Linked DNA regions of Mus musculus: region 2 is linked to region 1. A link is a loop called in an ENCODE intact Hi-C map of the cell type or tissue named here. Cell type or tissue: left cerebral cortex. All regions are shown on one strand. Each heading gives the region's core, and the rest is flanking DNA. Links, peaks and the distances in the headings are about the cores only.

Region 1 (5,375 bases), core at 93-5,092:
TGATAGCAGGGCTTTAGGAAGGGAAAATGGAAATTTCCCGGACATTTGTCCCCAGTTGCAAACGCGGGAGGAGGGCAGGGTGCCTTGAACCGGATATGGGGGAGGGCTGCCGAGGCTGGGGGGAGGGGGGGAGGAGCGAGCTACAGGCGGGGTGGGAGGGGGCTAATGCCAGGGAATCGAGCAGTTCCCTCACCTAGGGTCCCACACTCCTAGTCCATTTAGTCCTGGGGAGCCACCCGGAAGCAGTGGGTTGGATCCGGGCTCTGGCGGAGGCAGGGGCGGGAGCTACTGTGTACTCCGCGCTCGCAGGAAGCCGCCCGGCATCAGAGAGCCTCGGGGACCTCGGTCTGCATCCCAGGTCCTGATGCTGTTTAAACAGCAGCCTAAGGACCAGGAAAGGTAGTAGGCAGTCGACTGGGTTTCACTGCTGAATGCTGCGCAGTAGCTACAGAGCTGCTCGGAAACCAAGTGCAAAGCTTCACTGTGAGCTGTTTTCCGCTGTGGCTGAGACAGAAAGCGAGGAGACTAAAGGGAGCGTAACGCCTTCCGATACAAATATAAAATAACAGTAAAGCCTAGCTCCAAAAGGATCGTGCTCCAGGTGAGGCTCGAACTCACAACCTCGGCATTGCTCTGCATGTACTGCTGTATAAGTACCGCGCGCTAACCGATTGCGCCACTGGAGCTCCGCTGTGGCGGCCTTGCGAAGGCTCTATCAGACCCGGCAAGGCGTCGGTGGAGCATGCGCATCTGCCACCTGTGGACGCCGCTCTTACCCCAGCCTCCCGCAACTGCGGACCGGACTCAGGGCAACAAGCCAGTGCCCGGGGATCGAAGGGTCCGGGGAGAGTGTGAGGGAACGGGCTCGCACGGCCGAGCCTGCGGGGGAGAGGCGGCGTCCTCCGCGAGGCTCCGCTCCGGCCGGCCCAGCCTCCCGCACGCGCAGACGGGCCTGGCAGGGGCGGACAGAGCGACCGTGCGGCTCCCGTCCGCTCGAGGAAGCGAACCCGGATCCCCGGCCCGCCCTTCCGATGGCGCGAGGGTGGGCAGCGGAACCTGGCTGGGCTTCTCATCCCGAGGGTCCTCGGGGGTCCAAGCTGCAAGTGTTTCCCTTCTTCCCATCCTAAAAGTTCCAACGTTTAAAACCAAAAGAGCTAGAAAACTCAGAATAGCTTTTCTTTCTTAAAACCAGAAAATCGGAACCCTGGACCAAGGCCCAGATTAGGACTCCTGGGCCACACGCACTTTGTGAGCCCTCATTCCTCTTTTTTTTTTTTTTTCCCCTTTTTTTCTTTTTCTTTTTGTTTGTTTGTTTGTTTGGTTGGTTGGTTGGTTTTTTGGGTTTTTTTTTTGGTTTGGTTTGGTTTGGTTTTTCGAGACAGGGTTTCTCTGTATAGCCCTGGCTGTCCTGGAACTCACTTTGTAGACCAGGCTGTCCTCAAATTTACAGAAAGTAAAACCACCGTGCTTTAAGAAAATACGAGGTTAAACCGGGCTGTGGTGGCTCACGCCTTTAATCCCAGCACTCGGGAGGCAGAGGCAGGAGGATTTCTGAGTTCGAGGCCAGCCTGATCTACAGAGTGAGTTCCAGGACAGCCAGGGCTATACAGAGAAACCCTGTCTCGAAAAACCAAAAGAAGAAAAGAAAAAAAGAAAAAAGAAAAGAAAAAGGAAATACGAGTAGAGAGACTGCCGAGGTGGCTCGGAGGTTAGAAGTTCTGCTCTTGCCGAGAATGCGGGTTCGATCTGACTCACAATCCTCCTTAACTCCAGTTCCAGGGGGAATCTACGGCATACACAGACACATCCATGTACATAATTTTTAAAATTAATAAATCTTTAAAAAGGGAAAAAATATCAGGAAGGATACTAAGGAAGGAGACCAATGAGGGAGGGGTGATAAAGGAGAATTTGTCTCCCGCCCCCCCCCCCCATTCCCGTATCTGTTGTTTTATAAGCTCAGCAGATAGTGGAGGATCAACCAGTATGTGTACATATGTGTGCAGATAGTGGGCATCTCAGTGTTTACAGGAAAAGTGGTACCTCAAAAAGGGAACATAAATAGTTTAGGTCCTAAAGAGACTGAGGTTCTCGGGGAGGAAACTAGATGGGGTGATGCTTAGACAGGAGCAGGAGGCGGGAGCCAGGAGCTCAGGAGAAAACGTCCTGAGCCCCGCAGACTGTCTGTCCTCCCTTTTCAGACTGCCTCCAGAGAGCAGGGAACTAGGAGCCTCACCCAAGGTTCTCACTGGTCTTTATTCGTCTGAGGGGGCTCACGTCTCTTGAGTTTCCTTATCTCTAAATCCAGGAATCCTGACTGGAGAGTATTTCCCCACATGACTCCTGCCAACACACTGAAGTTAATTTTTTAAGACGTGGTCTCACCATGTAACCAAGGCTGGCCACAGATTCGGAATTCTCCTGCCTCTGCCTTCAGAGTGCAGGTTCTACAGGCCAAGCCACCTACCCCATTGCCTTGAAATAATTTGCATTATTATATGTTACATAATAAAACTGATTTTTAAAATAAAATAAAATAAACTTTTTCTAGAAGCAAGGATAGTTAAACCTTGCAATGCCTATAATGTAAAGAGTCTCATTCTTTTCCATATACCAAATAACAAAATGTTTAATTATGTAAGGCAAGGGAAAAGCATGCTGTGTTAGCAGATAAGTTTTAAAATAACATCTCATCTTGGCATAGGGATGAATGTACTGTATATTAAAATGTATGAAATGTAATGACTCATTGTGGCAACAGAAATAGACAAAAACTGTTTCTTAAATGAATGTTTGGAATTTACGCCTTTTGCACTGAAAAAAAGTTGGCTTTTTTTTCGTTCTTGCTTTCTTTCTTTCTTTCTTTCTTTTTTTTTTTTAACTTTCATGGTTTTGTGTTTAAATGGTGAGATGAACTGGAAAGGTTTCAATTGCCCTGTGCACGTGTGCAATCCAGAAAATTACAAGACGGGACTATGACTGTCTTTATTTCTGACAATGAAAGGCCAAATAGCATGTAATGGCCACTGTACTTTCTCTTCATGGCTTTGGTTTCTGCTACACGAGAGGCGCTGTGATGAGCCTCACAAACAAACATTTTGATTAGCTGGGATGCAATCTGGGAGTCTGGTGAATGAGGATCATCTTGATTTGAATTTATGGAATTACCATTTTATGGTCTTCATTTGCTTTATTTCATCAGATTTTTTATATTTCTTATTTTTAGCCAGTGTCTCATTACGATTATGTATTAAGCATAAATGTTGCTGAATAGAAGCCAAATTCCGCACAAGGAGCCCCAGAGCAGCCATCATGGACAGACAGCTGGTGTCAGAGACTTGCTGTGGGTACCAGTCACACCCACCCAGGAGCGTCCAGGACAATTCTGTCTTAATTGGAAGGGCTTCAAGATTATTTTTAGGGGTTTTGTTTTTGCTAGTCAGTTGGTTGCTCTCGTGGTGCCCAGGCTGGCCTCAAACTCAGTATGTAGCAGTAACTAGTCTTGAATTCCTGATCTTCTTGCCTCTGCCTCCCAAGTGCTGGTATTACAGGCATACAGCACAGAACCTGGTTTTTAAGCATCCTTTAAAAGCAGCCTTTAAATACCATTTTTCTCTGAAACTGGAAGGTTGGGTCAGAGGTTAAGAGCATTTGCTGTCTTCCAGAGACCCTGAGTTCAGTTCCTAGCACCTACACTGGGCAGCTCACAACCCCCTGTAACTCCAGCTGCAGAGGAGCTAGAGCTTGAGTGTAACATCCATGTGCACTCACACACATGTAGCATGTACACACAGAGACATGTGCACGGTCACATCAATAAAAAAATAAATTTTAAAAATAGAATGAAAATAAATACTATGTTTCTTAAAAGAACATCACAAGCTGCTACCTGGGACAGGGTGAGCCATCCTCAAGTCTTTCCAATGCTCTCTGTTTGTCTGTCTGGGCTTAAGTGCCCTCCTACCCACGTGGTTCTCGATCCCCCACAGCGCCGTGTAAGCACATGACCCTTTATCTTCTTGAGACAGATGGAGAGTCCAAGGTGAAGTTCAGTGAGTTTTCATGCAGGTATGAGCAGATTACAGAGTGGAGGAAATGCGAATCGAGGGAGCATGTTTCCCTTAGTATTGAAACCAAAATGAAGAATTGCTGAAAGCTAGTCAGATAGTAACAAATTCAAAAAACCGGTAACACCCAGTGTTGACAGAAATATGGGAAAATGGATACTTCTGGGTTTTTTAAATTATTAAATATTGTATATGTATGGGTGTTTTGACTGCATGTGTGTCCGTATAAAATATGTGTGTGGCCTGCAGAGACCAGAGAGGGCATCAGATTCTCTGGAGCTGGAGTTACAGATGGTTGTGAGCCTAGTGGTAGCTGTGGGTGCTGGGAATCCAACCTGTGTTCTTTGGAAGAACAGCCAGTGCCCTTAGCCATTGGTCCATCTTTTCAGCTCCTCTAATCAAGTTTTAAATGCACATAACCATTGACCCAACAGATTCATAGCTGGTGCTGTCCGATAGATACAAAATACCTGTGAACAAATAGAACTGTCCAATCTAAACTATGCTGTTTAAACTATGCTGTATTGTAAAAAATCTACTGCTACTTCATATATTGTTAATAGGAAAATAGCACCTTTCTAACATAGTACTATGACACTGTACCATCATGTCACTTATAATTTTTATATTTACTTATTAAAGTAATTCTTTTAGGTAAAAGAACAGTTTTCTTTTGTAGACCAGGCTGGCCTCGAACTCAGAAATCCGCCTGCCTCTGCCTCCTGAGTGTTGGAATTAAAGGCATGCACCACCACGCCCGGCTAACAGTTTTCAATGATGCATCTCTTTGGATGTTTACTTCTTTGATTTTTTTTTTTTTTTTTGCAAATTAGTTTCTTTTGCATACAAAGGGGAAAAAATGGCTCAGGGTCTGTGAGCACAGGATACTTGTATGCTCATTCTTCACAAAAATTTCTTGTATTTTTGTCGTCGTTGTTTTGATACTTACAAAAATCCCTAGCTCCTATCAGTGGGAGGGCTTGACAGAAACTGATACCACATAGACCGGCTTCAAAGGGGGATCGTTCTGAGGGTGAAAGACCAGTGAGCACCAACTGTGACTGTCCCAGACAATCTGAACCCTAGTCACTGGGCACCCTAATCAGTTACTGGTCACCCTATTTCTTACAATCAATGCATAAAAAGACATGATTCAGGAAAACTCTCCTTGAGTGTTTTGAGGACACAGAAGATGGGAGTGGCAGGAAGTTATCCCTCCTCTGCTTGTCCTCTGCTCTGCAGCCCTGGAACTGGACCCAGATGACAGTGGTTTTCTGTCATCTTCTGCCACTGTCTGGCCCTGTCAAT
Region 2 (5,375 bases), core at 131-5,130, 590 kb after region 1:
CTCCCCAATTCAACCTGGGCACAAAGACACAAAGACAGGCACAGGGAGAGTTTCCTTTTGCAACCTAGTGCAACCCCGAAGTGTTACTTTAAAATCTTATAGTGCAGTTGAACTGGGATGCGCTGCGATACTGACATATTTGACAAGCTCCTGTGTAGATTTTATATCTATTTGTTTTGGTTGTTCAAGATAGAATTTCTCCATGGTAAGCCTGGCTGCCTTGGAACTTTCTCTGTAGACCAGGCTGGCCTTGGGCTCAGAGGTCTGCCTGCCTCTTGAATGAAGTGCTGGGACCAAAGGTGTGTGCTACCACTGCCAGGCTATTCTGGGTAGATTTTAAAAGATGGAGGAGTTGAGAACCTCTGCATTGAATCTGGCTGATCATCCCTTCCTCACCAGATACCAACCTGCCTGAGCTCTTCCAGCCTCAGGACTTTGCAGATGCTGTCCCTTCTGCCTGGAAGGCATTTTCCCTTGCTTGCCTTGTGTCTCCTCCTCCCCCTGCCCCAGACTCAGTTTAAATGTCTCCTGTTCACAGAGGCCTCTCCTAAGCACTCAATGTAAGATGTTTTCTCTTGTCACTATCAATTGTTAATTTTAAAAAAATCTTTCTTAATTCTATCGCCATTAAAAGTTTTGGATTTATTTGTTTCTTAAAATTATTGTATTTCACAATAGATGATAGCCAGAAGAAGAAAAGTTTGTGTGTGTGTGTGTGTGTGTGTGTGTGTGTGTGTGTGTGTGAGACACCATTTACAATGATAGCCTGTGATAGGAAGAGTTCTAAGAATAGAAAAGGGGGCACATTTACAAGTTAACAACTTAGTTTGTTCTCATTTTATGGATGCTGGCAGAAGACAAAAGACTCTGAGGCCAGAGAGAAACTTTATGACTCACAGAAACAGCGCTGCCAGTGTGTCAGCATCGACTCTGGTTCCTTCACGTCCAGTTTCCACCAGGTGACGTGCAGGTCCAGGTGTTTGCTGTGAGCTGCGTTGCAGAAGAGGAGCCAGAACATAGGGAATCAGCAGTGTTCCTTGCACTTTTGTTCTTTTGGCCTTTATCCCAGAAGGAGACATGGCCTTTACAACGCTGGGCAGGAGGCGAAGCTTCCCTGTGTTCCACAGGGAGATGCGATCTTGGTCTTTCAAGGCTGCGTACTATGCAGGCATCTTTTGAGAGAGTCAGGAACTAAAGCAGGTATTCCTCTGGGTCGTGGGTCTGTAGGTCCGTAGATCCGTAGGTCTGTAGGTATGGGACAAGCCTTTGGGACGCCCGTGCTTAGTTGAGGCTTCTGCCTAGAGGTGCTTTGTAGAACAAGCACTGGACTCTGACAGACCGGGAGGTGGGGTTCATCATTTAAAACTGTGAGGCAACTGGAATTTGTGGACACAACACTGGAGAGGAGGGGACTGTGTAGATACGTCTGCAGTACACATGGGGTTGCCTTGATACTTGTTCAAACAGGCAAGAAAAGGTTCCAGCTATTGGAAAAACAACAACCAGGAGGCTGGGGACTAAGCAGCGTCCAGAGCTCACACGGATGGGGGGGTGGGGTGGGCGGGCATGTTCCAGTTCTAACTGGCTAGAGCGGCCAGGGAAGAGGCATACGGGCTCTGCGGTGCAGTGAGTAGATGTCTTAGTCTTAAGATGCCTTGGTTTGGGATGCTATCCTATAGTCCTGATGGCTCATAAAGGATAGGGATGTGTTTTAGAGGCTGCACCTATGAGGTCAGGTGCCAGCGTGGGTGGGCTGTGGGGAGCGCCATCTTCCAGGCTGCACAATGCCTTCTTGTATTTTCATCTGGTAGAAGAGATCTAGGGAGCTCTCTCTATAACCATGACACCCACAGATTTCATTCACGAGGACCCTAGCTTCATGACCTACTTACTTTCTAAATGCCCCATCTTTGGGCACCATCACATCATATCAGGGTTTTAGAGTTTCCACATGTGATACTTTTGCACTTCTGGAGATTGAGCTCAGGGTGTGGAGATTGAATGTATGTGGGTGTGCATGCATGTGTATGTGTGTGTGTGTGTGTGTGCTCACGTGCGTGCGAGGTGAGTGGGAGTGTGTCATGTGTTAGGATAGTTGACAGCATCCCTGGCTTCTACTCAGGAGATGGCAGAAGCAACCTCCTAGCTGAGGCAACCCAAAATATCCGCAGACACTGCCAAGGTTCCTTCAGTGGAGATGGATGCCTACTGTCCCCGATTTAGAACCAGAGTTCTGGACTGTCCTAACAAAGCAGGAGAACAAAGCCCGGAGATGTTTTTAACTTCTCTATAAAGAACTCAGCCATGTGATCCCTCGCTTCAAAAAAAGATTCAGCTACTCAGCAGTGCCAACATCCGCATTCACAGTGCCCAGCTGTAGCCAATCAAAAAAACGCTAGGCATGCTACTAGCCAATCAAAAAACGCTAGGCATGCTACTAGCCAATCAAAAAACTGCTAGGTGTGCTACAGCGCTCCTGTACAGAGCCTGCCTGCACTGGGAGGTCTGTGACGAGAGAGTTTGTGACAAGAGACAGATTTACACACACCTCGAGCTGGCATACGAGAAGATCTTCCTTTCTGGCTGGAGAGACGCTTCCGTGGTTAAGAACATGTGCTATTCTTGCAGAGGATCCATGTTTGGTTCCGGGCACCTACGCGATAGCTCACAAGGGGATATAACTCAGGTCCCAAGGGATTCCACACCCTCTCTTGTCCCCACAGCATCGTGAGCATGTGGTTCACTCCACATGTGTATGGGCAGGCAAAACATACACATAGAAACTGAAAAAAAATTTTTTTTACCTTATTTTTAGTGCGTGCGCGTGTGTGTGTGTGTGTGTGTGTGTGTGTGTGTGTGTGTGTGTGTGCATGAGTGCAAGTAACTACAGAGGACAGAAAATAGTGCCAGATTCTTTGCAGCTGGAGTTATTGGTGATTGCAAGCTGTCTGCTGTGTGTGCTGGGGGCTGACTTCTGACCCTCTAGAAAAGCAGTCGTTGCTCTAACCATTGAGCTCTCTTTAGCCCCATGAAAGCATTTTATAAAGATGCTCAGGAAAACCAGGAACATAATGAGAAGAGAAATATAATTAACACCCCTCGTCCAAACACACACACATATCCTCTTGTCACTCTGTACCTTAGACTGGCCTTGAACTCACGGTTCTGCCTCAGCCTTCAGAAGGCTTAGTTTGACTCAAGGTACTGTATTTTTTCCCCTATAAATAACTAAAGACTATAATATCTAAAGTGAAATAGACACCAGATGGGCATACAGTGCCGTGCATAAATATCGCAGAAGAAAATGTCTGTGAACGTGCAGCACACAACAAAAACTCCCAAACCCAAACCCAACCAACTCTCCTAAATTTATTCAGACTGAAGCCCTGGACACAGTGACCTACCGGGTAATTCCAGCAATCTCACGGGTATGTAGTTAGAGCTCTAGATGGAAAACCCAAAGTGAGGGTGGAAAAACTAAGATCTGAAATCTACTCAAATATGATGGAAGTTATAAGCTCAATTATCAAAAAAAAAAATCTGAAGTTGTATAAACACAAAGAAAACCACTCAGGAATATTATATAACATTTCTAAAACCCTAATGATGAAAAGAAAAGACAGTAAAATCAGGCAGAATGGTGTGGGGGGACCACATAGCTTATAGAAAATGAAGAAGGAACGCACGCCACCTCCTCGTCGGGAACCCTGGAATGCAGGAGATCTTTTCTGCTTGCTCCAATGCCCAGGCGAACAGCTTTGCTCCAGCATGGTCCCCTCCACAACGCTCAGTCTTATGTCAGGCCCACAGCCAGCCTCGGCCCAAATCCGCTGAGACCACAACCGACGATTTCTAAAAGAATCAGGATGTAGGCTTGGCACACGTTTTTTTGTTTTTTTGTTTTGTTTTTTTTTTTGTTTTTTTGGTTTTTTTTTTTGGTTTTTTGAGACAGAGTTTCTCTGTATAGCCCTGGCTGTCCTGGAACTCATTCTGTAGACCAGACTGGCCTCGAACTCAGAAATCCGCCTGCCTCTGCTTCCCGAGTGCTGGGATTAAAGGCGTTCGCCACCACGCCCGGCTCTGGCACACGTTTTTAATCCCAGCACTGGGGAGGCTGAGGCAGGCAGATTCTTGAGTTCAAGGCCAGCCTGGCTGATAGAGTAAATTCCAGCACAGCCAAGGATACCCGGAGAAACTCTGTCTCAAAAACAAACAAACAAACAAACAAACACCACCCAGACAGGAGAATCAGGCTGTGTTTCTTTCCATGTTCAAATGCAGAGGAAGAACTAGAATCGTCTGGAAAGTCTCCTCAAATGTGTCTGTCTCGTGACGACTGACTAAAGCCTTCTGGAACGATCTGAACTGGGAGGAAATGCAGTAGCCGCTAGGATACCTCACATGGTGAATGGGGTTGGGGCCGAGGGAGCAACCCGGCAGGTTATTCCTGTTCAAATTAATCCAGGTGAGACCTTTACAGTGTGCTGAGAGACAAGGACTCGGCCACATGATGTCACACAATGGATCCATTCCTCCTATCCATGTACCTCCTGGTTACAGCTCACAGGTTCTGAAGACAGTAGAGCAATCCCCCGGGGAATTGGTCACACACACCCCAGTGTTTTCAGCATTGTCCCTCAACTACCCAGCAAGTCCAGTTTGTGCTTCCCATATTCTTGGACTTGTAGCCAGCACCGTGGGCCACGCCCTTAAAGAAAATGGACTCTGTTTCACAGAAGCTATCAGTTGCCAGTGGCTCCCCAGCTAGGGTGGGACCTTGTGCCGACTTTCCTCTCTGTGCTGGGATTCAGTATGGCTTGAGCCCAGGCAGGTCACAGCTGCTGTCACCATTCATATTTCATACACATAGGTTTTCTACCCTACTGCTGGCACTGGAGATTTGCTATTTCAGTTTTTACCAGGGCATCACCCCACAACATAGGGTAAGCTTCCTGTCTAGGAAGCCACTGTGTGGAATGTCAAGCTACACTCTCCAAGGACCAGCACGGGAGGCTTTCACGCAGAAACCTGGAAGGCCAGCAGATTGGCTGCCATCCCAGGGAAGTGAACGAGGGGAGATGCGCATCAGCAGAGGTGGGTCTCCCTCAAGAAAGCACGGAGCAGGAAGCCGTCTGGAGCGGAATGTTCCAGACTTACATGGTAGTGCTCAAGAAGTGTTTTCTCAGTAGCCATGCCTCTGCTGTCTCTCTCTTTGGCTTGAAATAGATGGATATAGAAGTAGAACAAGTTTTACTTACGAGTTTGGGCTCATGAAGTGAGATGCAATTAACTCCAGGCTGTCGTGCAATCTCTCATTGCACAACAGGAATGGGTTTCCATGGCTTCAGTCATTAGGTGCTGTTTAACACCACTGT

What was found. Peaks named below come from ENCODE experiments on the same cell type or tissue, not always from the same donor. Only the 100,000 strongest peaks of a DNase experiment are listed, where the experiment ranks them.
Region 2: it touches region 1 in a loop (17-fold over the local background); 25 of 42 quality-filtered maps call a loop at or near these places.

What each region holds. Positions count from the first base shown.
Region 1 is chr17:83,857,255-83,862,629 of GRCm38, reverse strand. n-TIaat17 (a tRNA gene) reads right to left here and starts at 686; the gene lies at 594-686. In left cerebral cortex, for the core only: a CTCF peak has its summit at 2,578; DNase peaks (open chromatin) are centred at 2,361, 2,656, 3,081, 3,328 and 2 more places; H3K4me3 peaks cover 1,249 bases; H3K27ac peaks cover 3,142 bases.
Region 2 is chr17:83,264,724-83,270,098 of GRCm38, reverse strand. Gm24240 (a small nucleolar RNA gene) reads right to left here and starts at 128; the gene lies at 1-128. In left cerebral cortex, for the core only: no CTCF peak of the experiment used is centred there; DNase peaks (open chromatin) are centred at 1,069 and 2,365; H3K4me3 peaks cover 572 bases; H3K27ac peaks cover 1,025 bases.